3 separate regions of the Homo sapiens genome follow, and all the other regions are linked to region 2. Evidence: chromatin contacts called from ENCODE Hi-C or POLR2A ChIA-PET data. All regions are on one chromosome and are shown on one strand. Each heading gives the region's core, a stretch centred on a gene start or an enhancer-like site at or near the end of the contact. The rest is flanking DNA. Distances are from core to core; before and after follow the strand shown. Region 1 holds the start of SOCS4 (suppressor of cytokine signaling 4). Region 2 holds the start of PSMC6 (proteasome 26S subunit, ATPase 6). Region 3 holds the start of SAV1 (salvador family WW domain containing protein 1).

Region 1 (3,363 bases), core at 775-3,274, 2.3 Mb before region 2:
ATTTTAACTAACTAGACAATTTTGCTAATATTTAAGTTACACATCTTTCATTACTGCACTATCATCTTGATCATATTGTTTGAATGTCTATTTCCCTCAGCAAGACCATAAACTCACTGAAGGTATTACAATTTGTAGCCATTTGACTGAAACAAATGGAATTGTGAAAACATGATACTAGCAAAAACAAGAATACATTTTTTAATATTTGAAAAATTTACTGGATAATTATTTAAACAAATCCCACTTTAAACAAAAAACACTAAATACCCACCCAAAGCACCCCTTTAGTAACATGAGATATTAATAACAATTACTTTTATACATCCATGAGTATCTCCTATATACTCTAACAATGCGACGGAGGTAGGTGTCATCTCCATTTTAGAGATGAGGAATTCGATTTTCAGTAAAGGAACATATTCAAGGTCACACAATGTGTCAGTTAGAATTAAAACCCAGGACTGTTAAACTCGGAGGCTCAAGCTTTTACCATACATGCAAAATCTGCAAAGAAAATTGTTCTTTAACCTATGAATCAAATGGCTTGATTGATAAGAGAAAATGACAGATGTGTGGACATCAATCATAGTCTCATGGGTATTACAGATATTATAGTGAAGGCATTTTGTAGCTATAACTTGTTCCAATTTGCAGATTCTTCTTATGCTGAGCTCTGAATAGTACTAACCAGAAATCTCACCACGCTTTATTCAACATAGAGACGAATATTATGAGAGTTCATCTTGAACTCTATGTACTCTAGCCAATGATATTGTTACTTGAACGAAAAAATTTATAAGCCAGTCTATCCAAAAAACAAATGATCTCCAAAAAAAAAAAATTAGGTCACTCAGAAAGCATCATCTCTGGTACCACTGCTCTTTCGGGAGATCAACAGTGGGTTATTTTTCCACAAATCCCAAGTTGTTTTTAAGCCAATCATTCTTCCTCTTCATTCATATACAAACCTCAGCGTCTAGCAAGGCTATCTGGAGCTCTAGTACTAAAAACAACGCCTCACACAATGCCACCCACGGTAAGAACACGACGGTTTGCCTGTGTGTTTGCAACTTTTCACAATGGAACTAGATTGAAAAAAACAATAGGGAAACCTCTTCAACAGAAAAACGTCTCAGGTAATAAAATAAATGTGATTGATACTGGAAGGTATCACAAAAACGCAGAAAAATTCTCAAAGATAAGTACAAATGAAAGAATATCATTCTGAAGGTTTTCATCACAGGCTGCTGTACCAATATGGAGAATGAAGATACAAGAAAAGCATAAACTTAAACTTAGTGGCCAAGACTTTAGCAGATATTGCATGGATCAAATGTAAGTGCTCAAGGCTACTAAGTTATAACTCTTCTTTTGGTTATAAATATTCACTTCAGTAAACTTTAGGTGGGATCTGAATAGAGAACACAAGTTACTTTCTTCATAACGGATATATAGAGTCGCAAAGAATAAGCATTAATTGAGCATTAATTAATTATACCTTCAGGTACCAAGAGAACCAACCGGAACAGAAATTAAGTCATTCCTTCTTTATCTCTACAGAAGCGACAAGGTGAGGGCACGAAGGATGCCAAGATTAGAGGCTCTAGAAGATCTCGCCTTCTTTTCCAGAGAAGATGCTCAAAGATCTGTCTGCTAACTGGGCCCCAAGAAAGAGACCGGATCCTTTTAGGGATCCGGATATTGTTTCCTGGGAGGAGAGCCTGGAGGGCAGGAACAAGACCCCGGCCTGCGAGGCCAGGCAGCGGCCACCCTTCCCCCACTCACCTCCCGGAGCGCAGCTTAACTGGGGTTGTGCGAGTAACTGCTGCCATCACCATCGCCATCAGTCTGGGCGCTTGCTTAAGTGGAGAGGGGAGGCCCAACCACTCCTGCACCTCGTGTAGGTCTTACAAAGCAGATGCTTTTCTGCCACCCCCAACCCCGCTTCGGCGTTCCGGTCCCAACCCAGCCGTCACGGTCATCGCCTCCGCCGGTTCCCTGGGCGCCGCCACCACTTCCGTGTTCAGCTCCCTCCCTTCCTCCCTGATTTGCCCGGGCAACCGGCTAATTTCCACGCGGAGGGCGCCGCAGCTGACGCCACCACCCGGCGACCTCTGTCGGGACCTGCGCTGGGCGTGGGCGGGTCGGCGCAGGCGCAGTGTGGTGAGCGAGCCGAAGCGCGGGAAGCAGCTCTTGTGGATCCTCAGTGGCGGAGGCTCGGTCACCCGGGTGAGTCCCCACTCCGGCTGCCCGCGTCCACCAAGGAGATGCGTGTTCCCTTTCCGGCTTATTGTCTGACAGACCCTCTGCCTTATCCCGCTGGTGTCACTCGGGTGGGGGAAACCGGGCTGCGGAGAACGGGCCCTAGAGGAGACTAAGCTCTCTTCCTATCCCTAGCCTCGCTGCTTTTCTCTTTTGAAATAATAAGACTGGCTTTTATAAAACATTTTCAGATAGGTAAAGGAAAACATGCCTGCCACACGGAAGCCAATGAGATATGGGCATACAGAGGGACACACGGAGGTCTGTTTTGATGATTCTGGGAGGTAAGGTTCTTTGAGAAACAACGTTTTAGGTGCAAATGTTAAAACATTTATCCTTAAACTTTATATGTGCAGTCAGCTAAAAATGACTCATGCGGATAGAGGAATAATGTTGAAATCTAAAATGGCACACATATTTCTTTAGATTATTGTTTGATTCGGGCCGTCATGGTAGTTGTAGTATATCGACAAAGTTATAATCGTACTTCCAGAGGAGTTGGAAAGATGCGAGCTTCTCTCCATATATTTTCCCCTTCCCTGCATCTTACATTATTAATTTTGTCAGATCACTAGTTACTGCCTACTTGTCAAATTCAGTGGCCTGTTCTGTTTGGAATGATATCCTTCCATGCCTTTAGTGATGCTATTTCCCTTTTTGCTTATTTTTTTTTAACTTTTTGACGGCTTAAAACAATTTTTTCCTCTGATTCCTAAACTATAATATTTTCCTACGGTTATTCTGGTCCCTTTTATCTTTCCAAGTCCCATTCTTACGCACTACTGCTCGATTGCACGGCTTCCACTGTCGCTTCTATGTTGATTGATTCATTGAAAAAATACTTGTGTGTCTCTTTTGCTGGGGACTACAGATAGAATAGAGCGAACCAGACACAGTCTTTTCCTCCTTTGAGCTTAAGGTCTTTTTGGATTGACAGGCATTGAACACAAATTAATCACAAAAATAAATGTGTATTTAGAAACAAGTAATATGTGCAGTGATAAACATGTATGAGGAGAAGCTCATCTAGTTAAAGGAGTCAGGGAAGGCTTCTTTGGACAAGTGTTTCTTGAGACGCCATCTGAAGACGGAGCAGGC
Region 2 (3,560 bases), core at 987-3,486:
CTGTGAATGTTTTAAAACCTGAACCTGAAATGACAATTAAACAGAGAAAACTCTTCCAATGAATTTAAAAGAATTATCTAAGGACACTTCCTAAAGAATAATACATAAATTGATTTCAGACACTACTGAATGACTTGAGGTCATTTGTTGGCATCTTTGATAACTGTAAAATAAAATTTAGAATTATTTCAACTTGCCCTACCCTAATCTAAATGACCTCATACAAAATTAACTTAGGCCATGGTACAGTCCATAAGTAACAGTTCTGAATGTCTAAATATAAACACAGGTAACTGATGATATCTAACACTTTTAAGTCCTCTTTAAAAATGACATTAAAATAAAATGTCTGTTTTCCAGTTCTAAAATACTTTTATTTCTAAGTGGCTATTAACAGATCTGACTGAGACAATGTAATACAGTAGAAAGTACGGAATGCCAGGAGTCAAAGCCCATGGTTTGAATTCAGGCTTTGTTAATAACTAGCTATGTCTGAACAAATCATCCTTGTGAGTTATGGGCATAAATGCTCCACCTGCTTGCCTCAAGAATTAGAGACAATAACTTACATGAAACTGCTTTGTCAATCATCAGGCACTATACAAATATAAAGTATTACCTGTCGACGACAACCCACAACATATCTTGGTCCATTGGTAGCTTTAACAATGACTAGAAGAAAAAACATAAAAGAACTAATTGAAAAATAGAAAGTAAAAAAATACATACCCACGTTGACAGAGGGTTTAGTTGTATTTCTGTCCTCCAAGGAGACATTAGTTGAAGGAAAACTTAAGTCTATTCAAAAATACTCTCTCTCTCTGCATTATTGTCATTAAAATAATAAGCATTTCAAAAGTGAGAGAGAGGTGGACTGTTTCTTTACTAATTAATAAGCTAATTCATCACTCACATTTTTCTTCAGTTAACTGTTTAAGCACTTCACCCACGATCTAAGGAAGAAAATAAAAAGCATTACTTTTTGGCAACAGCTAAATAAAAAAGCAAATTACCATCACCCCCTATTCCCCAAACTCCATCACCTACCTGCCCAACACTCTGTAGGGCCTTCAGATCATTTTCAGACTTTTCATACTGCTTGGTAAGTTCTTTTAATTGTTCCCTTACTGAAATAATACAATTTGAACATTTTTAATTGAACAGTAATCTTAGTGTGTTTAAGTCGCTACGTCTCACTTTACTGTTTACGTAAGTCTACTTCACTTTACCTAAGTTTCACATCCACTGTTTCAAACCATAAAAGAAATAATGCTGTTTGTAATGAGTAGGTGGCATGTATAACAACAAAATGTTACAGAGAAAGCACCATACTTTTACTTTGTTGATCGGCAATACTTGTTTAAGCACATCTTAAGTTATAGTCTTAGAAGATATTGACACCCTGACACTTAGGATTTGCGACTACAAATCCGAATGATAATCACTTAGACCCTTCCTCACCTCTTCACCTACCCACGTGGATTGTTCTCTGACATTCTACCCTAAATAAAGTCAACAAATGCAGTTCTCCACAGAATCATGTAATTATGGTCCTCCATTTAATTAAACTACTCATGCTTTTCAATGAAAATGCACTGGAAAAAAAAGTTAAGCACTCAGGAGGTAAGGGAAATTTGTATGCCTGATACAGTACAACACGAAACACAAGACGATATGGGTTATTATGACAACTGGAACACTTCTCTCTTAAGCTCCGCGGCCGTCTTTCGACTCCAAGAACAAGCCGACTCCCTGAGTCTCATCTCTTGTTTGAGCTTACTTGACTCAAGCGCCTTCCCCTCTCCAAGTCCCGGGACTCCACCAAGACTGCCCTTCTTGCACCCTAACCTGGGAAACATCCTCGGCCCACTTCCCCACTCCTCCTCTACTTCTTTTTCATTTTCACCTCAAGGCCGCCGATGTTCTGTCACCCGGGCTGGACTGGGCCATTTCTACACCCGAAGGAGTGCTGCTCCACAAGCTCAGGGCCGGATGACAAAGCGCCTTGTCCCTGGCCCTAGGCCTGGTCATCTCTAAGGCTCGGTTGCCGGGCTCGGCGAAAGGCTTCTGCTTTGTCAGAGGCAGAAGCGAGTCGAGGCACTTGATTAAATGGAAAGAAAGGTGCACTCACACTCCTTAAGACGGCCGTCGATCTCCTTGTGTTCAAGCAACTTCTTGCGGTAGTCCTGAAGCGCCTTATCTCTAGGGTCCGCCATGATGAGAAGCCGTCTCTCATAGGGGATGCCGGGAATGGCCATGGCCGTCCGGGCGGGGGAAGGGGCGGGGCGAGGGGCGAAACCCTGCCTGGAGGGGTGGGTTCGCCCATGAGCCCTCCCCTTCCGGTTGGCCCCGTCTTTCTACTCCACTTCCACCTCTATGTCTCGGTTCACCTAGAGCGCCGGCATACACTGAAAGAGGCCTCCACCTATACCGTTTCTTGCAAGCCGAGATAGGTAAAGCAGGACTCAGTTATCCCGGTCTTCCCCTGAGAGGCCTCAGTATTAAGTCACTGCTGTCCCGGAAGTATAAAAGGCTCTGTAATAAACTGAGATGGAAGTGAAGTAGGAAATGTGTAATACCTCAAAGGAGTTCCGATGGCCTGTCGACACAACACAGATGGCCTTTGTTATAACACAGTACTGTCCAAGACCTCCACGTGCTGGAGAAGTAGACAGTTTTATTCATCCATTCAGTCAGTGAATGAGGTATTAAAGGTAGATCTGCTTATCATTTGATAGGAAATAATAATAAAAAAAACTTCAGAGTTTAACAAATACTGTGAAGGAATTAAAACACGGTGAGAAGTATGGTGGGAAGAATTAATCTAGAACAGATATCTGAGATGAGAAGGAGCCAGCCTTGCAACAACTGAAGAAAACCTAAACAAACAGTGCAAGTCCTGGAGTGGAGTGGGGTGGGGGTTGTGGGTAGAAAGCTTGACTCACTTCCAGGAACAGAAAGGAGGCCAATGAGACCAGTAGGGGGTGGGTTGTAGAGATGTGGGGTACAAGATAAAGATGCTGAAGTAGGCTGAGGCAGGAACTTTGAAGTCTGATAGAACCTTCAGATTTATGTATTTATTTATTTACTTTTGAGATGGAGTCTTGCTCCTGCCGCACAGGCTGGAGCGGTGACGCGATCTCAGCTCACTGCAACCTCCACCTCCCGGGTTCAAGCAATTCTCCTTCCTCAGCCTCCGGAGTAGCTGGCATTACAGGTGTGCGCCACCACAACCGGCTAATTTTTGTATTTTTAGTAGAGACGGGGTTTCGCCATGTTGGCCATGCTGGTCTCGAACTGCTGACTTCAGGTGATCCACCCTCCTCAGCCTCCCAAAGTGCTAGGATTACAGGTGTGAGGCACTGCGCCCGGCCAGATTTTTTTTTTTTTTTTTTTTTTTTTGAGTCTGTGTCTCACTCTGTCACCCAGGCTGCAGTGTAGTGGTGCGATCTTGGCTCACTGCAACCTCTGCCTCCCGGGTTCAAGCGATTGTCGTGCCTCACCCTCCTGAGAAGCTGGGATTACAGGCGCCCGCCACCACGCCCGGCTCATTTTTGTAT
Region 3 (3,800 bases), core at 148-2,647, 2.0 Mb after region 2:
TGCTGTTCTTTCTGCCTGGAATATTGTTCCTCCAGTTAGCTGCATGGCCAATTTCCTCACTCTGTCACTTAACTCCAATGTCACCTCCTCATGAGCCTTCTCTGGTCCCTCTATTACCCTCTCAAAAATTGTGAGTCCTCTCTTATTTTCACTTCATCACTTATCACTATCTAACATAGTATGTTTTGCTTATTTTTTGTCATTTTTTTCTCTTTCCCATGACAGTAGGGATTTTTGTCTGTTTTGCTTATTGCTCTATCACAAACGACTAGCGCAGTGGGTAATGAGTATTTCCTGGTTAATGAATGAATTGTGGGAGATCTGCACCAAGGGAACATATGGAGACAGACACTAGATCAAATGTCTCCTTTGTTTGCTCATGGTAAAACATTTGACCATCTTCTTAATCTTACGTGGTAAAAAATTCCATGTCTTTTGTTAATTGTGATATATGTCTTAGATCTCTTGTGAGATGTTTTAGATCTCAGGGAAAGCATTCCTCATTATTAAAGCATTAATTTGGTCACTAGGGGATGAATCCAATCTTATTTTCCAAATGTTATCCTGTACATTTGGCAGTCTTGCTAAGTTATATAGAAGGAAGTAGAGTCTATTATTTTAGATAGAAAATTCCCGGTCCCGACTCGCAGTGGTCAAAGTCTTCAAAATTCTAAGATCATAACACATAACGTCAGGAGGAAATATGTGGCTATTAATCATACTAATGATAGTGATGATGCAATAAAATAATTGTAATATGCTAACACCAATTGTATCTTAAAAAGAGGTACTGGAAATTCCATCTTGCATTCTTCCGTTTTTTCCTGTTATAGAAAAACGCACTCCCTGATACTCAGTAGAGGATCAACTTATTTCTAGTTAATCAGCATGAACGTTTCCAGCAGAATAGATGCTTTGGTGTAGCACTTGCCTGGGAGTCATGGTTAGCATTCCGCATTTTTTAGAGAGCTGAATTCAGCAGCCTAGGAAACATTAGGAAGAACACCTTCAAACAGGGAACAACGTCTTGGGGGGAAAGAGAGTCACTGCCTCCGCTAGGGATCCCGAGGGGGTACAAAAGCAACAACAATAAAAACTCGTGGAGAGTAGGTTCCACGACATGCGCATGCGACGAACTCCCGCACTCAGCGGGGCAGGTTTCGTCCTTCATCTTCTCAGTCGGCAGGACCTGCTTCTCGCTGAGGATGAGTGAGGACAGCCGCAGCTCGGCGGGGACGGCCCGGTAGCCTAGAGCGCCGGCACCCGAGTCCCGCCGCCGGAGCCGCGCCTGGAGCCGCGGTGGGGGAGGGGCAGCGGCGGCCCGCGCTGCGTCGAGCTTCCCAGAATTCCCAGCGGCCGCGGGGAAAGTTTACGGGATGTAGGCGGCGGCGGCGGTAGTGGTAGCGGTTATTCGGCGGCCCGCGGCGGACCATGGCCCTGGCCCTGGCCCGGCGTCGCTGGGCTTTCCTCACGGCGTCCCCGAGCAGCGTCGCAGAGCGGGCCGACTTCCGGGAAGGAACTGACCAGCGACTGAGCGGCGGCCGGCGCGCTTAGCGCCCTGAACATGCGGCAGTCCCTGCGGGCGACCCCGGGCTCCGGACAGGCGGCGGCGGAGGCGGCGGCTCGGGAGGGAAGGAGGCGGCGGCGCCGGCGGAGGTGGCGGCGGAGACGGCCGGCGCCCGGCGCGGAGCCCTAGGGAGGCAGTTCAGCGCGGCCTCGGGCCTCGTCGAGAAGGATGCTGTCCCGAAAGAAAACCAAAAACGAAGTGTCCAAGCCGGCCGAGGTGCAGGGGAAGTACGTGAAGAAGGAGACGTCGCCTCTGCTTCGGAGTGAGTGTCAGGCGGGGCGTGCCCACACCTGGCCCAGGCGGCCAGGTGCTCCGGGGACCCTGGCGGGGGCGCCGGCGGGTCTCCAGGGCTTCTCCTTCGTCCTTGGTCGCGTGAAATACTGGTTTTGAGATTTTCTTGTGTCTGAAGTGGTATTCGTTGATTGAAAGCCCATAAGAGTAAGAAACTTGGGTTAGTCCCCCCCGCGCCTAACCCCCCCAAGAGCACCCCCTAAAAATAACAGACTTCCTCGCCCCACCAGGCAGAGTTGTTGGTTTTGATTACTGGAAGAGAGAGTAGGAAACATTTAAATTGCTTATCACCTAATGCTATAGGAGTAAAAGTAATTAGACAGGGACACTTTTTACTCTTTTAGATGCGTCGAGATGTGCGTCATGTTTGCAAACATTGCGGGTGTCTCTCGACTGTGCTGCAAGTTGTGCGAACTCTGGGGCAGAATTCCTTAGTCCTGCTGCCGGATGCAGACTTGAGAAGGTGAAAAGCATACCGTCGTTCTTGTAGCCGCCACCCAAAGCCTCATCACTCTTACACAGCAGAGCAGAGAGCCAAAAGCCTTTGTATTTGGCTATATTCGTGAGATTCCAAGAAGGCAACTCAAAATAATTTCTATCGTATTAGAGAACCCCCCCCTCGAAAAGTTTTTTTTTTTAATAGGGTAGATCCCACTCCCAATCCCCACCTCCGGTCCCCCGCTGCTTTTCTTCTTAATGTAAGTATTTGATTTTTGAGTTGAATCTCTTGAATTTTTAATTCTTGTGTGTTCAGGACATTTGTGAGGCATGGAGCTGGTATTTTGGTGCTCTTACTGCGCCCTGGGCCCTTTGCTTAAGTTTCCTTCTTGGAAGCTGGTAGTAACCTTGTGACTTAAGTATTACCTCATATTGTAATTGGGAAAGTTAGGTTTCTAGTATTTGCCCAAGATCACACAGATGGGAGAGCATGTTTTTCCATCATAACCACATTGTCAGCCTTCCAGATTTATGGTGGTACTTGCAATACTTTCAACAAAATATATGTCAGTTGAGTACATCAGTAACTCGAAACTTGATTTTTAAGTTGTTTTTTTTTTTTTTTAACAACTTGATTTTCAGTCACACATGCAGTTAGGTTTCTGGCTGTTTTTAAGTGATAGCTTGCTGTTTGCTGCAAATAAAGTTTATCAGACATTACTTGAAATCGTGAATTATGTTTGTCACACTTTTTATTATACTTTAAGTTCTGGGGTACATGTGTAGAACGTGCAGTTTTGTTAATGTTTGTCACAGTTAAGCAAATAACTTTTGATCTACTTTGTTTTGTTGTCGTTACATCAAGTGTTGAGCCTTATTTATTCAGATATTTGTTTCTGTCCAGTGTTAGTTTCTGAAGCTTATTAATATGAGTGTCTCCAATATTGTTTACTTGATGAATAATAAGAGGGTCTGCATATTCAGGTTTTTGTCTTGTTTTAAAGGTATTTGCTTTCTAACTGGGAATGTCTTAAGCTGTTTTCAAGTTTCGTGTTTAAAAGTACTGTATCCTAAAAGCTGTTGTTCTATTATCTACTATTTTGAATTATAATTACATAGTTTCAGGCTTGGTTTTTTGAGCCACTTCTACATTTGTGTGCTTCTTTGAAATGAGAGCTTTTTATTTTCAATTTTCATACATAAATTTTTGGCTTTCTAGCTTTTGATTACTGTGCTAGTGCTAGGTAATTCCAAGAGAAGAAAGAGCTACTAATTTTTTAATTTTTAAAGGAATCCACTTTTACATATTTGGGAGTAGCATTAAGTTCTATTTTTGAAATTGTGTTTGCTTCAAGAAGGATTTTTGGCAGTTTCTAAAATGAAGTGAGAACAACAAAATAAACTACTTAACTAGAAACTATCAATTTGTTATATTATTTCCTATTTTTATACATTAATTCATGAGCATTTCATTAATGTGTAGTTCATAGATAAGATTATTGAT

What was found. A loop is a pair of places that touch in the nucleus more often than their neighbours do. ChIA-PET counts read pairs that join two places held with the same protein, here RNA polymerase II (POLR2A). Pooled maps may share reads with other maps.
Region 1: a map of B cell shows a loop between it and region 2 (13-fold over the local background). The contact joins the promoter of SOCS4 here to the promoter of PSMC6 in region 2. A Hi-C loop is called at or near these places in 2 of 168 maps with a recorded cell type or tissue (B cell and psoas muscle) and 6 of 50 pooled maps.
Region 3: a loop to region 2 is called in a pooled map, with 6 times the contacts of the local background. The contact joins the promoter of SAV1 here to the promoter of PSMC6 in region 2. A Hi-C loop is called at or near these places in 6 of 50 pooled maps. POLR2A ChIA-PET finds 5 or more read pairs at or near these places in 2 of 52 experiments (PC-9 and activated naive CD4-positive, alpha-beta T cell).

The regions. Positions count from the first base shown.
Region 1 is chr14:55,025,897-55,029,259 of GRCh38, reverse strand. It overlaps SOCS4 (suppressor of cytokine signaling 4), which reads right to left and starts at 2,024. Exons shown (of 3, transcript NM_199421.2): 1 at 1,789-2,024. It overlaps WDHD1 (WD repeat and HMG-box DNA binding protein 1), which reads left to right and starts at 2,161. Exons shown (of 26, transcript NM_007086.4): 1 at 2,161-2,232; 2 at 2,457-2,549. The coding sequence starts at 2,473. RefSeq lists enhancers at 1,285-1,811, 1,812-2,339 and a silencer at 2,134-2,183.
Region 2 is chr14:52,705,876-52,709,435 of GRCh38, reverse strand. PSMC6 (proteasome 26S subunit, ATPase 6) reads right to left here and starts at 2,236. Exons shown (of 14, transcript NM_002806.5): 1 at 2,132-2,236; 2 at 1,048-1,127; 3 at 914-953; 4 at 620-672. The coding sequence starts at 2,216. RefSeq lists enhancers at 1,876-1,925, 1,946-2,195, 2,496-2,555, 2,576-2,685.
Region 3 is chr14:50,665,903-50,669,702 of GRCh38, reverse strand. It overlaps SAV1 (salvador family WW domain containing protein 1), which reads left to right and starts at 1,397. Exons shown (of 5, transcript NM_021818.4): 1 at 1,397-1,829. The coding sequence starts at 1,736. RefSeq lists silencers at 1,160-1,729, 1,840-1,969 and an enhancer at 2,330-2,399.